2 separate regions of the Homo sapiens genome follow, and region 2 is linked to region 1. The links are chromatin loops, found by intact Hi-C in ENCODE. Cell type or tissue: heart right ventricle. All regions are shown on one strand. Region 1 overlaps PDE4D (phosphodiesterase 4D). Region 2 overlaps PDE4D (phosphodiesterase 4D).

What was found. Peaks named below come from ENCODE experiments on the same cell type or tissue, not always from the same donor. Only the 100,000 strongest peaks of a DNase experiment are listed, where the experiment ranks them.
Region 2: it touches region 1 in a loop (2.8-fold over the local background); 18 of 110 quality-filtered maps call a loop at or near these places.

The regions. Positions count from the first base shown.
Region 1 is chr5:59,029,606-59,037,605 of GRCh38, reverse strand. The region is part of intron 6 of PDE4D (phosphodiesterase 4D); the gene reads left to right. Among named protein-coding and RNA genes, the nearest start is that of PDE4D-AS1, 6.2 kb to the left of the region's middle. In heart right ventricle, a CTCF peak has its summit at 3,012; no DNase peak of the experiment used is centred here; H3K4me3 peaks cover 132 bases; H3K27ac peaks cover 634 bases.
Region 2 is chr5:59,347,802-59,355,801 of GRCh38, reverse strand. The region is part of intron 1 of PDE4D (phosphodiesterase 4D); the gene reads left to right. Among named protein-coding and RNA genes, the nearest start is that of PDE4D-AS1, 310 kb to the right of the region's middle. In heart right ventricle, a CTCF peak has its summit at 4,159 (motif pointing left); a DNase peak (open chromatin) is centred at 4,219; H3K4me3 peaks cover 2,970 bases; H3K27ac peaks cover 1,764 bases.

The DNA of each region.
Region 1 (8,000 bases):
TTGTCATTTGTGCCTCATTTCTAAATTTGGCACAGCTCCTCATCAGAATGACCAATTATTGCTCTCTTACTGGGACTTTTACCCCCTGCTGTAGCATTAGGCACCTTTATTCTCATCTGAGTAACAAATTCTTAGTTTTATAAAATATAGTTTGTTTTCATAATTTGATTCTCAATAGCAGTAGACATATGCTGAATATGTCCAGTGTCCTAACTGCTAAATGGGAGCACTTTGCCATGGGCCTGAGTTCTTAATTCTATTGTGTGGTTGATTCTGTGTAAGAAAATGAAGAGCAGAATCAAAAGCCACTTAGCAATGTGCAAGCATTAGTGTATATTTTCAAGGTGATTCGACAGTAGTTTTTCAGCTAAATGAATTTGAGCAGCTAGTTACTTTCCCTAAAATCCATATTCTTAATGTTGAGATCTATGTTTGGATTTAAAACTGAATGTGAAATTTAATAATGTATTGTAAATGACTTCAGCTGTCAAGGAATTAATCTATACGTTAAGATTTAAAAATTTTTTAGGTCATAATAATTGCCTAAAATGATTCCTTTCTTTTAAAGGCACCAGATAAGACAGGGATTTAAAAAAAAAATCTTTATTATGAAGGCCCCAGATTAGACTTTGAGTTAATTTACAGGTTTAATAGGAGAGGTTGGTCTGTTTGGTTAAAATGAAATCTAGGTAAAGTGAGAAGATAATTTTTTCAAAATGTAGTCATTCTAGCAATGTTTATGTCTTGTGGCTGAAAAATTAGGATATTTTTTCCTAGCCCACGACAGAGCTGAATTGAAAAATTATTGCTGTCACACTAATTTTTAACATTAAACTTAGCTCAGCTTAAGCTGTTGCTTAAACTTTTAATGTCCAAGCCATTCGTGTCTTCTTTAACTTATTTATTTCTAAATCAGTGCTAAGCTTACATGACTGTTATAGACAAAAAAGGGTTAGCACAGAAAGAAAAAAAAGCTCTTGCTAAAGGTTGTAAAGTTACCCTTCTTCTTCATAACAAGGGCATGAATAAGCCACATCCACAAAAGCTGTAAACTGAGTTGGAGCAGCTGATCGGAAGGCCCCTGTGAGTGTTGCCACACCTTCAGTCTGAACTGGAAATGTGTACAGCTTGCATCATCTCCACTCAGTTATTTGATATTTCTTGAGTATGAATGAATGAGTCAGAAACATTGCTTTTCAGTTGTTAGTTTTATTACCATCCATTCTTTTTACATACACGTGTTCAAACTGATATTTTCAGTTTATTCTCCTTTAGCCTTTGAAAAATTATGACAGTTTTCTGTGTTCTCTCTTGAGGTTTTAAAAAATTTACTCTAATAGATTGAAAAGCACAATAAAAACACTAGTAAGAGATCAGGATTTTTAAATGGTGATAGAGAATACTTATTATGGAGATGGATTTAGGTATTAGGAAGGAGGAAACTGATTCCTCAAACCCATTTAACAAACTGGGTTAACACATTATTTCTGTTTCTTAGACTTCTCAATAAAAGGCATCTTAGCCAATTAGCAGCTTTTAAATGATGCTCTAGGAGCAACTAGCTGTATTTCCTGTATTGGTATTATATATGTTTCTTGCTTGTTGATGGCATTGAAGCAGGAAAATTATTGAATTCTTGGCCAAGGCTAGGGTTGGCTGTAACACATGTAGGATGCTTGTACCAAGTAGGGTAAGAGATTCCAGATGGCATTTAATTTGAGTGATTAAATCTATGGCATTTACCCTTATAAGCACATTAATCTGCCTGAGATTTGTACAGATTTCCTTTGGAACCTCATTGCTACAATTGAGGGTAATTTTAGTGAGGTCTCAAAGCTTTGGAGGCAGGCAAACCTGGAAGTTGAATTATGGTTTTGTTTCTTGCTAATGGAGTTACATTAGAGAAATGACTTCAATTTTTTTTAGCTTCAGTTTCCTTAGCATACAATGGGCACCATAATAACTATCTTGAAAAGTCAGTGTAAGAGTTCCAAAGAATATATACAAAAGAGCTAGCTAATATAGTATCTGACAATAGTAGGCACTGTATCTGTTGTTATTGCTATTATTTGGGTTTTAGGTCAAACTTCATTGGTTGCCTACGTGGCTAAAATGTCTTTTTACCATTCGGTTGTAATTTATACCAGACACTTCAAGTTTGATGGATTTTTATAATTCTTAGATAACTGTCTATAGCGCACATTTCTGTATCATAAAAATGCTTAAATTATATTTACAGTTTTTGTGGTATAATACAGACATGAACATTCTGAAGTTCTAATTAGAAGTTTAGGCTTTTCTTAAATTCCAGTTACAGAATGCCAGACAGAAGAGCTAACTAAGTACTTTTCCTGTTTTACTCTAAAACTGAAAATGCAGACCTTACTAATTTTTAGAACATGTGAAATGTAATAAGGGTTAGTGGTCAATGTGCCTTTTCAGTAAAACACCTTTTAAGCAGAATAGTTTCACCATGTTTTTGGTTACCTTTCTCTCATGGAAAGTATATTGAGGATGGGAGTCAGTAGAGAGGAGAGCAGGACAGCGGCCTGGGCCTCAGGGCTTTCAAGGATTATGCTATGGAACCCTGTAACGTTATCCTCTTGTGACCTAATAATGCACATTTCACCAGGCCTTCCCTGTAAGTTCAGTGAGGTTCAAAGGAGAAAACGAAATCATTTTGAGTTATTCCCAAGACATATCACTATAAAAATGTATTTTGTTTCTGCTCTAATTTTGGGGGCAGTTTGAGGTTTGGCATGGCTGGAAATGACTGTGTTTCAAGCTGAAAGTCTGTCTTGAAGTTAGAATCCAGACCCTTTCTAAGAGACTTCAGATTTTTCTATACTTCATTCCAAATATACTTAGGCCAGCTTTACAAATGTGGTCATGACTTCTTTATGGAATTTATTTTGTGTATTTGGCTTTTGGCAAACCTCTCTAGCATGTTTCTGTTGCCTATAAATTAAATTGCTTTGCTGGGTGCTTTGTCTCAGAGCTTTCTCTGGCTGCTCCCCCTACTGCTTTGTAATAGTCAATGCAGAACATATAGTAGGACTTTTTGTTGATGTATTTTCTTCTGGGCAAGAGGGGTGTTATAACAAATATAGGATCTTCATAGAAGTGGCTAAATCTTAAGATATTTCCACATTATGCAACTACAGTGTAACTCAACAGATATAAATGTTAAACTTTTGCTAAGAAGGAAACTAAGTTAATTGGAAAAGGCATGTTAGTTTTATAGAGAGAAAACAGCCTCAGTTGTTTTCTACATTAACATATTAAATCTTAGATTAAAAAAGTGTTAATATGCCTAAATACAAACTTTAAATTTCAAAAGAAAATATCTTCTATAATTATAGAAAATCAACATTTAGATGTTTTGAGTTCGATATCTGCTTTTTCATCTACTCAATAAAGGTAGATTTGGGAAAGATTTATGTAGCTTACATGTAGTACCTTAAAGTTAATATGAAAGATTGAGAATCCTATAATCACTGTTAGAAAAAATACTTTCTTTGCTTTTAAGTAATAATGGAAGAGGGAAACAATTTTAAAGGAAATTTTTCTTTCACTGAAAAGTAGAGCCCTTGATGTTACCTTAGCATAAAACTTAGGATTAAAACAAATCTTAACTTGTCTCTGTTGTCATCCGTTCAGTTCCTGTGCCAGTATTTAGTGAAAGTTTAATTATTCCCAACATTTAATTATCAAAAACTCCTAATTTTTAATTATTCAATAAATTAATCATTACTAGATAAATTTCTTTTTTTCAGTTACATTTTGACTTAATATTTGGGGTAGTAGTGGTAACTTCTGTCTGAGAGCATTATGAACTGTCTACGTTTTCGAAAAAAATTCCGAAACATAAGGATTGCCCATGATAAAAGAAGTATTTTTTCTAATGTTATGGGTAGATTAAACAAACTGGTATTTTTCTAGAGAGAAAGGATGATAGATAATGCTTTTGTTCAGTTTAAGAAGATTTCTGCGATAGTTACATAGACTGTAGCTATCACTTAAGATATAAATACATGATGGATGTGCAGTGCTGTTTATGTCATTATTTTCAGTGGATTCACAAAATATGTAGGGTTTGGTTTTCTCTTTTTCAGCAGGAGGGACCAACTCTTTTTCTAGAACTGTAGATTGCTGGGGTTAATTTTGTGATAGCGTAGCTCTAGTAGGGGAGCAGTTTTTACATGGCTATTTGTTGTAATAGTTTAATTGACACTGTTAGTCTGAGATCTTTCTAGAATGTAGAGAGATCAGTAGCACTTTATTTTAATATTCACATTAGTTTTGAAAGGCATTTGAAGAAGACTTTTTTTATTCCCTGTAACAGGGATTGGGGGGTATGCCTTGATATTTGCTTAAACAACAAACAATTCTGCTGCGTCCATTAGGAAATTAGTTAAGTTCAGTGACCAACTACAATGACAATAGGTTTATTATCTTTTACTCTTAGAGAATAGTTTATCTTTTATAAAGTATTTATTATTATTATTTAGTATTCAGAGCTTCTTGTTTTTGTTTTGTTATACTTTGTATGTGATAAGGATGAATGATATTTACTCCCTGGCCTGGAGTAGGCACCAGTGATACTTACAGCAGCTTTGTACAGTGAAAAGAACATAAATGTTTTTCATTAGGCAAACTTGGTTTCAAATTCCAGCTCTGTTGTTTCCTATCTAATATTTTGGGCAATAGGCCTTACCGCTCTGGAGCTCAGTTTTTTCATTTATAAGTGGCGATAATGAAAGGGGAAAATAAAATGAAAAAGTTATTGAGACCATTAGCTATAATGTATGTAAAGCTCCGTTTGGTGCATTAGCACACACTGGGTGCTCAATAAATTGCATGTGCTTGCCTGTCTAGAATATACTAAAAAAGAGAGATTAAGAAAAACTCTGTGTCACATATTTCTTGCAATGTAAAAACATAATATTTCTTAGAAGAAAAACATGACTTTTCTATTCTTTAAGAATTTACAGTCCAAATTAATGTTGCTCAAACTTTGTCATTTTTGAGACAGAGTCTCGCTCTGTCGCCAGGCTGGAGTACAGTGATACGATCTCAGCTCACTGCAACCTCCGCCTCCCAAGTTCAAGCAATTCTCCTGCCTCAGCCTCCCGAGTAGCTGGACTACAGGCGCATGCCACCATGCCCAGCTAATTTTTGTATTTTGAGTAGAGATGGGGTTTCACCATGTTGGCCAGGATGGTCTCGATCTCTTGACCTCGTGATCCTCCCTCCTCGGCCTCCCACAGTGCTGGGATTTTGTCATTTCTGTGTACATTCATATCTGCTATTATATGTTGAATGTTTTAACTTAATGTATTTTTTATTAATCTTTAAAATTTATTTGTCAATTATTCTTAATTGACAAATATTAATTGTATCTATTTCTTGGGTATAATGTGATTTTTAAAATGTGTACATCATAGAAAGATTTAGTAAAGCTAATTAACATATCTATATTACCTCACCAATTTATCTTTTTGTGATGAGAATGTCAAAAATCTATTTTAGAAATTGTAAAACATATAATACGTTATTAATTACTGGGGTCTCCATGCAGTGCAATAGATCACTAAAACTTATTCCTCCAATCTAACTGAAATTTTGTACTGTTTGATCGACATCTTCCATTTCTCTCTCCCTCCTCCTCTACAGCCTCTGGTAACCCACCTTTCTACTCTCTGTTTCTGAGATCGACTTTTCTAGATTCCCCATAAAGTGAGATCATTTATTAAAGACAATATTTGTCTTTCTGTGCCTGACTTATCTCACTTAGCATAATGTCCTGTAGTTCCATTCCATGATGTTGTGAATGACAGAATTTCTTTCTTTTATAAGGCTGTGTAATCTTTTTTTTTTTTTTTTTTTTTTTTTTTTGAGGTGGAGTCTCGCTTTGTAGCCCAGGCTGGAGTGCAGTGGTGTGATCTCGGCTCACTGCAAGCTCCGCCTCCCAGGTTCATGCCATTCTCCTGCCTCAGCCTCCTGAGTAGCTGGGACTACAGGCGCCCGCTACCACGCCCCACTAATTTTTTGTATTTTTAAGTAGAGATGGGGTTTTACTATGTTAGCCAGGATGGTCTCGATCTCCTGACCTTGTGATCGGCCCGCCTCGGCCTCCCAAAGTGCTGGGATTACAGATCTGAGCCACTGCGCCCGGCCTGTATAATCTATATATATATATATATATATATAATATATATATATATATATATATATATATATCACATTTTCTTTATGCACACTTGATGAACACTTAGATTGCTTCCATATCTTGGCTGTTGTAAATAAAGCTGAAATGAATATGGGAGTGCAAATATCTTTTTGATGTACCAATTTCAGTTCCTTTGGGTGTATACCTAGAAGTAGGATTGTTGGATTTTATGGTAGTTCTATTTTTAGATTTTTGAGGAACCTTCATACTATTTTCAATAATGGTGGTTCTAATTTACATTCCCACCAACAGTGTAGAAGGGCTCCCTTTTCTCCACATCCTTGCCAACACTTGTTATCATTCATCTGTTTGAACATAGCCATTGTACATGGTGGAGAGCAACACATACTGGGGTCTGTTGGCGGGTGGGATGGGTGCAGGGAGAGCATCAGGAAGAATGGCTAGTGGATGCTGGGCTTAGTGCCTAGGTGATGGGATGATACGTGAAGCAAACATGGCACATGTTTACCTATGTAACAAACCTGCACATCCTGCACATCCTGCACATGTACCCCTGAACTTAAAAGTTGAAGAGAAAAAAAAGGAAAATAGTCATTCTAACAGGCATGAGGTGATAGCTCATTGTGGTTTTAATTGCATTTCCCTGAGAATTAGAGATATTGTTGAGTTTTCGTTTGTTTTTGAGACAGGGTCTTGCTCTTTTGTTCAGGCTGGAGTGCAGTGGCGTGATCATGTCTCACTGTAACCTCAAATTCTCGGGCTCAATGATCCTGCCTCAGCCTCCCAAGTAGCCAGGACTACAGGTGTGTGCCACCATACCTGGCTTTTTATTTTTTCGTATAGAGAGGGTCTTGCTATTTTGCCCAGGCTTGTCTAGAATTCCTGGCCTCAAGTGATCTCCTGCCTCAGCCTCCCAAAGCACTGGGATTACAGGCATGAGCCACTGTGCAGGGCTGGGGAACATTGTTTTTTTTTTTTTTTTTTTTTTTTGTATCTCTGTTGGCCATTCATATTTCTTTTTTGAGGAAAGTGTGTCTATTCAGATCCTTTGTCTAATTTTAATCGATTTGTTTTCTTACTATTTGGTTGTTTGAATTTTTTATATATTTTGAATATTAGCCTCTTATCAGATGTATGGTTTGCAGATATTTTCTCCTGATCCATGGGTTGTCTTTTCACTCTATTATTTGGTTGCTTGTGCAGGTACTTTTTAGTTTAATGTAGTCCTATTTGTCTATTTTTGTTTTAGTTGCCTGTGCTTTTGGAGTCCTATCCAAGAAATCATTGCCCAGACCATTGTTGTGGAGATTTTCCCTTATATTTTCTTCTAGTAGCTTTACAGTTTCAGGTCTTATGTTTAAGCCTTTATATCTCTTTTGAGTTGATTTTTATATGGAGTGTGAGATAAGAGTACAGTTTCTTTCTTCTGCAGGTGGACATCCAGTTTTCCCAACACTATTTGAAGAGACTGTCCTCTCTCCATTGTGTGTTCTTGGACCCTTTGTCAAAAATCAATTGACTGTAAATACTTGGATTTACTTCTGGGCTTTCTATCCTGTTCCATTGGTTGATGTTTGTTTTTATGTCAATAACATGCTGTTTTGATTACAGTAGCTTTATAATATATTTTGAAATGAGGGAATATGATGCCTGCAGCTTTGTTCTTTTTGTTCAAGATTGCTTTGGCTATTAGGTCTTTTTTTGGTTCATATAAATTTTAAGATTTTTTTCTCTATTTCTGTGAAAAAAAAAGACATTGGAATTTTGAAAGGAATTGCATTGAATCAATAGAGGAACTGCATTGAAT
Region 2 (8,000 bases), 320 kb before region 1:
GCTTTAGACACTAAAGAAGATAATGTCCTTGGAATTTTTAGGGAACTATAAAATCAGAGAAATCAAATTTAAAAATTTTGTATAACAATGCATAAGCAAACTTTGGCAAGAGGTAAATATAATTTGCCAGCTAAAGGTATAGGTATTAACTCCATTTATTTTTATTTCAAAATAAAATAATGATTTATTTGTTATGTTTGTTACAGCTATAAAATTTAGTTGAAAATTTTAAATTATATGCTTCCTATGTGCTTTGCATTTTGTTAAATGTGATTCTCATGCTTATTGTATGCTAAATTGTACATTTAGAACTTAACATCAATGATTTGCTAACATTACTGTGCATATTTCCAACATATGGTGGCTTCTAGGCTCTCTTCATCACTAGATCTGATAACAAGCTCCTTAATATCATAAATCTCCAGCTGCTGAATAAAGTAAAAGCAATAGCTTGATTGACTAATGAATTTGAGAAATCTCACGAAATGCAGAGTTTAAGCTCTTCTGTGTAGTTTGCAAATATATTATAAACCTTGCCTTCTCAATTTGGCAAAGATATTTTTATTTTGAGGTGTTATGGTATTGTAACAATTTAAAGCTATATGATAAATATATTTTTTCAAGGTTCCTTTGGTCAAGTTCTGACCCTTTCCAAAATATAAGCATTAGCAGCTAAGAATGACTTTTTCATGTATTTGAATACCTCACATCTGTAATTTTAACAAGTTTCATTTGTAACAAGTTTAAGAGGTGAGAATGACATCTCAAATATCCATCATGAGTCAGTTTCCTTCGGAAGCTTGAGAGGCTCAGTCCTTCCTTTACTTCCTCTTAATTTGAATATACAATTTCCCACAGAATAATTAATTTTTTTATATGTGCTGCTTTCACTGTTTGGAGGTTCTAGTTTATCTTTCCAGTTGCACTGCAAACTCTTTGAGGTTAGAAGTTTCCTTACATACAGCAAAAATGCCAGTAATGCCTATTTGATAAAGTATTCTGTTACCCTTTCTTATTTGGCATCACCCGATAATGTTTTATTGGCATAGCCAACTTGATATGATCATATCTATCATAAGTTGAATTGAGTGGAAGGGTTAGGGAGGTAGGAAGGCAGTTGGCCACTGGCTCTTGCATTTCTGCAGGTCCCTCATGTATCCAAAGGAGATTACGCATTCAGCCACGACAATGTACTGACAATAATGAAAAAAGGTACATATCATATAACTTAAAATTTTTATCATACCATAATACCTCAAATGCACCATGAGTCACTCTATATATATACAGACACATATACACACCACACACAGGCACATGCACGCACAGTTAAATGCTATAATTATCTTCTGAAGAGCATAGTTTTATTGCATAGCATTCTTGGAATTAAAGGTGTTAAACTATTTGATGTAAACATGTAAAATATCTCATAATGTCACAGCCTTGTTTTTGCATTTCTTATTTTTTAAAAAATATACAAAATCCTTACGCGGTGAAAGTAACTTAAGCTTATCTTGACCTTTAAGAGGCTTTGGATCTGATTCCATTATTGAAGCAACTGAAAGAACTGGACATTGGACAACATTTCTTCATTGAATTTCTCCCTTATAATTTTTTTTATGAGCAATATTTTTTATCTTGTAAAATCTTCAAATGTGCCTATTGTAGTGTCATTTTTCTTTGGCTATTGAATGGATAATAATGCATGCTACTGGGGGTACACTTAGCTTTAACTGGAATATTTTTCCTTGGCATGGCTTTTGCTGCCTGGTAATATTCAGGCTAAAGGAAAGCCAGGTGTACAAGATATGAAATTCAATTAGTGTCTGATTTGTTAAAGTAATAGCAAATCATATACATTTAATGAGTGTTGACTCTTGAGAAATACAATCTGAAACAGTTTTACAATGCTCAAAATAGATGTGAAAGTTTTTCAGCTGTGACAATTTTTTATCTTATGTGGGTAAAATACATTTTTATAAGAAAAGATTAATATATAGCTTATTAAGTTTGATTGAGGCAGAAAGAAGGATTGAAAGAGAAAAGAAGAGGGAGAGGGAAGGAAAGGCAGGGGAGAGGAGGGGAGCAGGGCCGTGGAAGGAGGAGTGAGGAAGAGAAAAAGAGAGAAAGCAGAGGGTTACATAATAAGGAAGGTACTTTTTCTCTGTGAGCCCAGAAGAGATTGCCAACCATGTTTTCAGTAATGGGATCAGTGTTAGCATTAGGGCACCACTTACAAAGATGAGTACTAATTTTGAGGGCAAGGTGCTGATTTATCTGCCTAGGTTCTGGCACACATGTTTAAAGATTCACCTAATTACTTTAGAGCAACGCCCCTCCCAAGTATTATAGAGAAGAAAGAGGAGAATGATGTGCTCAAGAAAACAATGTGGAGAAGTTTATATTGGTTGTTTAAACATAGTACCTAAAAAAAAAAAAATGGGGAAAAACGATCTGGGAAGTAAAGAAAGAATCAAGGAGCAAAGATTTAGCAAGCCTGTGGACCCTGACAACTCCAATAAGAGAACACTAGGGAATTTTGTGATTTAAAATATATTATTGCTTAAAACTACAGTAGTGTTCAAGGAAACTTTAAATAGAAAATTACTCTTCTTGAGATGATTCTGTCTTCCAAAGAGAACAAATCACAAGGATGTTAAAAGGAACATTTTATGTGACAAGTTTGGGGTAGGTACTATGTAAATAGAAGAGAAAGTCACTCAAGGTACATTTGAATGTAGGGCAGAGATTATTCCATAGCATTCCACAGGCCAGAAACAGAAAGTGTCTTCTAGTTTTCTTGCCCTTTATAGTAATAGGGGTCATGGGATAGAAATTCTCAGAAAATCTCCAAATCTCATTTTTGCCAATTGTTTCAACATCTTTTCCTTCCCAGCATTTTAGCAGAGCTGCCAAACAGGTGATTAATTAAATACATATGTGCATGCTTGTACCTCGTGTAGAAGGTCTAATGAGTAAATTTATTTGATATGACATAGACTGAACAGTAGAAGGAAGGATTAATGACAGTCAGATCAACAAACAAAAGTACAAATGGTATCTGGGCTATGAAAAGATAAAGCAATATTTGCCCAAACAAGAAGATCTAGATATCCCTAAATTACCTCCTATATTATTAGGAAGTAAAGACCAAATCTACAACTTTGATCTGGAAATTGTATAGTAGCTGATATGAACAGGGATCATAGGAGAGTGTGGTCTCATAGCTACTCTTTGCTACTACCAAAACCTGAGTGGTAGCACATCAGTGATTGCCCAACCAAACTGCACAATTCCCATTAGAAAAAGCTGTCTCAAACCCACATCTTAGAAAGGAAGTGAATGCCACCAGTGAATCAATACACTGGGATGTAACTTTCTGCATACCCCAAGAATACCTCCTGTTGCATAGCACTTTTTAGTTTTCAAAGCTTTTCAGATGTAACAGATGTGACAGCTGTTGTTTTTAGTGTGCCACAGCTCATCTCACTTAATTCTTTAGGGTAAGTGAAAAAGATGAGTGTAATTAGTATCAAATAAGAGAAGAAGAATTGAAGGTTCAGGGACTAGAGACCACACATATATGTGGTTAGAAAGTCCAAAGTAAGAACAGTAGAGCTAGTTTGTATTGGACACTTACTATGCACCAGGAACCATTCCCAATCCCATACATGCATTAGCTCATGCATGTCATCCTCCAAAACAGCCTCGGGAGGTGGATCTAGCATTACCTTTATCTTACAAATGAGGAAACCAGGCAGAGCAAGTTTAAGAAACCTGCACAGGTGTGAATTCTGGAAGTCTGTGTTAGAACCAGGACTCCTGGTCCCTCTCCCACCTCCAGCTTCCTCACCAGATCCTATTATCAGCACACAAGGAAAAAAATTCCATAATGAGAGGTATTGTTCTAACAGATGTACTATCTTCCTCTACTTAACTCTGAATTTTTCTCTGAAGACAGAACACCACGTAATTTGTTATAGAATAGGGCTTAGTAATCAGTTAAAATATAAACTTGTTAAATAATATCTAAACTGTCCTCTAACCTAATTGATGTTGGTTTAAAGAAATGCTAAGCAAAAGCATCAAAATAGAGGTATTTTTATATTAAAAAGAAGAAAAAGGAAAATGAATCCGTTATTTTATATTGTCTGCTTCTGCCCCCTCCTGGCTTTTGCTTCATGGGCTTCCATCTGGCTCATTTCATCTGGCCAAAAACATTGGTCATGTGGTTGTATTTTACTGCCAAATATTACTCCTTGGCCAGCTGTTCAGAGGAGCCAGAAGATTCTCTGAGCTCGAGAGGTCAACTCCATCCTGTGTCATGTCTATTTATTCTACTGGCATAGTCTTGACTATTAAACTAGGTTTCTTAATGATATTTCAAATTGTGAGTAATGTTGGCTAAATTGACAAAAAGAAATTATAGACAACATTTATATCTAAGAATAACAATACTACTAACAACCATTGCACATTGTAGGAAGAGGTAGCATGGTATAGGAGGAGAACTTTGGCTCTAGAGCCAAACAGACCCAGCTTCAGTGCCAACTCTGCTGCTTTCTTGATTGGGCAGGTTTCCTAACCTCTCTGAGCCATTTCCATGTACATAAATAGAAAATTAAAATATCTACTTCATAAGGTCGTTGTGCAGATTAGATGAAAGCATGTACGTGAATGCAGGACTACCTGCCAACTCTTTCATAGCATTTTCCAAGTCTTCACTAACATTTCACAAATTTTGTGAAGCTTCTTTTGTGAAATACATTTTCAGATAAACTATCATCATTGGTACCACTCTTGGTCACAGAATAGTACAATAGAGCTGGCTTATAAATGGTTACCTTATAAGCAACTTGCACATACAACCCAGGCTCACCTTGGAAATGTAGTGTGCAGGAATGATTGACAGCTGGCTAGCTCTACAGCCACACTGCTGCTGAGGTTCACATTTTCACATTATCACTTATAGCTATGAGACTTTGGGCAAGTTACTTCATGTGCCTCAGTTTCCTCATTTGTAAAATGGAGTATTATGAGGATTAAGTGTGTTAGCCATGTAAAGTGCCTGGCACATAGACAACACTAAAATAAATGTCAGCTATTATTAATAATAGAATGTAAGCTCCACATGGCAGCAATTTTTGTCCTTTTTTCCACCTTTGTATGGCCAGTGCCTGGAAGAGTGTGTGGTACATATTAGGTGCTTGGCGTTTGTGTATTGAATGAATGAACCTATTAGCAAATGTGTTCCGATTCATGGCAAGTGTGAGGATACTCTGCTTCCTTTTGCCACATTCATGGGAAGAGGGGGTTAGAGCTGAAGGAACCTGATGGTTCATTTGTTCAAACTCATTTGTCTTACATTGAAGAGCTTGAAGACCTTGAAAGGCCCCAGGGTCATGCAACTTGATAGCGGCCTGGTCAGAGCTAGAACCCTGGCTCTGTGTGCTTCTGTGAAAATCTTTGTTCCAATGTCCCACCCCTCACTTCAATACATATGCCATCTAATTCAGTGCTTTCAGTAAGGCAGCAAAATGAATGAATGATTCAGAGCACACTTCTTGCAGACAGGAGAGTGTATAAGAGCCATAATTGGGCAATGACCATGGAAGGACAGGTTTCTGAATAAGAGAAAGACTTATCCAAGTAAAATTATGTTCAGACATTTTACTTACAAGTCTAAAAATCACTTGCTACAACAGCTACAATAGGGTTTTTGTAAGGAAGTACCACTTTGTAAACAACATTTTTGTAGAATGCATTATATGCATTTTTTTCAAAATTGAAGGAAAGCCCCATCTCAAACATTCAAAAGAATCTGCTCAATTATCAATGTAGACTAGAAACAGAGATAGAGAGGGGAGATACAGTTTGAGTGTTTTCTGTATTATCATGACAGCACATGGAACAACCACAGGCAGAAAGATTACAAACTCTGCAATAAATATAAAGGTATTGGTTTTATAAGGTGGCCTGCAGGCTACGGACCAGCACAGAGCTCTGGCAAATGTGGAATGCCAGGAGATGTACAAAAAAATCAAGGTGACAAAAGAAGAAAAGACACTCCAAACTGCCAAGGGTTTATAATCATGCTGTGGATATTTCTGATCATCAGTGTGTTAATGGTTTTCACTATAGTTAAAACTATACCATTTTTGAATGGGTAATAGGTATGAATATTTATGCTTAATTAGTAGTTTATAAAATTTATACTATTTATTTTCATAATGTTGATTTTATGATTTTCAACGAGTGCCATTTGTCCTTAAGTCATGAAGTGGATGAGCCCCCATCAAGTGATTTTAAGAGACAGTACCTTGACTGAGCAGCTGGATCAAAGCCTGTCTGATCTGGGCAGAGCAAATAAGGAATACTTCTTACAAAAGAGGAAGCATTCAATTCTATACACTTTACCTTGGTACTCCTTGTTCTGGAGGCCTCAGCTTCTATCATGTTCTTTGCCACAGTCATATACCCACCTTCTACCTTGGCTCTCCCTCCTCCTAACTTCCATTATTTTTTCTACTTTCAAACTATAATTGACAAGCCTTTTTAATTTCAACAAGGGTCTGAAGAGAGGTGTCTGATTTTCCGTAAGGCTGGGTTATATAAGCACACAGAGTTGAATCAGAGCAAAGGAAAAATCCATTGGCAAAGGAAGAATACTATATGCTACTTTAAAACTTGTCTGAATGTATTATTTTATTTACTTATTTTAGAGGCAGGGTCTCACTCTGTCATCTAGGCTGGAGTACAGTGGCATGATCATCACTCATTGCAGCCTCAAACTCCTAGGCTCAAGGGATCCTCCAGCCACAGCCTCCTGGGTAGCTAGGACTACAGGTGCACCCTACCATTCCTGGCTTAAAAAATATATATTTTAGAGTCTGTTTTGCCCGGGTTTGTCTCAAATACTTGGCCTCAAGTTATCCTCCCACCTCAGCCTCCTAAAGTGCTGGGATTACAGGCATGAGCCATGGCACATGGCTCAAATTATATAATTCATTAGCTGGTAATAGTGTAAATTTGGAAGAGAAAAACTAAAATGATAAAGAGGAAAGATGGATTGTGAATAGAGTAAATATATATTACTGTAATTATGTTAAGCCAATCAAATGCAAAGGACAGTTCAAAGGGGACAAGTATGTAAGCCACATTCCAAAAAAAAAAAAAAAGCTTTGAAGTGAAGCTTTAAAAAGATAAGCTTTGTGTTGAGCTAAAGAAATAAACTCTATAAAAACAAAACCCTAAAATTGTTATGACAATGAATTAAACATTCAAAAATGAACAGAACAGAATGTAAAAGATTATTCCTTCAGGTGGTAAATGTTCACAACCAGCTCTCTATGGGGGAGGGGAAGGGCACTATTTGTAGTATTTGCTGATTTCTGTGCCAAAAAATTCTCTCACCTGCCCATTTCAAACAGCAGAGGTCACTAAATGTGGAGTTGGCAAGAGATACATAGACATAGTACTCTATACAGTGTTTCTATCATATAGATACAGTAGATATAAGTTGCCCCAAAAACATAATAATACAAAATGTAGCCAAATCATTCAGAAGTTATGAGTTTTGAATACTTATTTCCATTGTTTTTAATATAATTTGTTTAATTATAGTTAAAAATTTTTATGTAATTTAATTTTTAATAACTGTTGGGTATTAACAACTGACTTATAAATACTCCTAAAAATGTAACAGAATGTAGTGAGGGACAAAATGGATGCGGTCTCTGCTTTCATCAAGTTTACATTCTGGTAGAGAAAGACAGAAAATAAACAAGTTAACAATAAATAAAATAAATAGAGACTGAGATGAGAGGTTCTGCTTGGGGAAGCCAGGGAAACCTTTACAAAGAAATTGATAATTTATTTGCATATAAGTTCAAGCATATCCATTCCATACATCTGTGAGTACATTTGTAGTTCTAGGCCTGAAACTCAGAACTGCACAAGGTCAATGGAACCATATAAATATTGACCTCATTACTGACTTG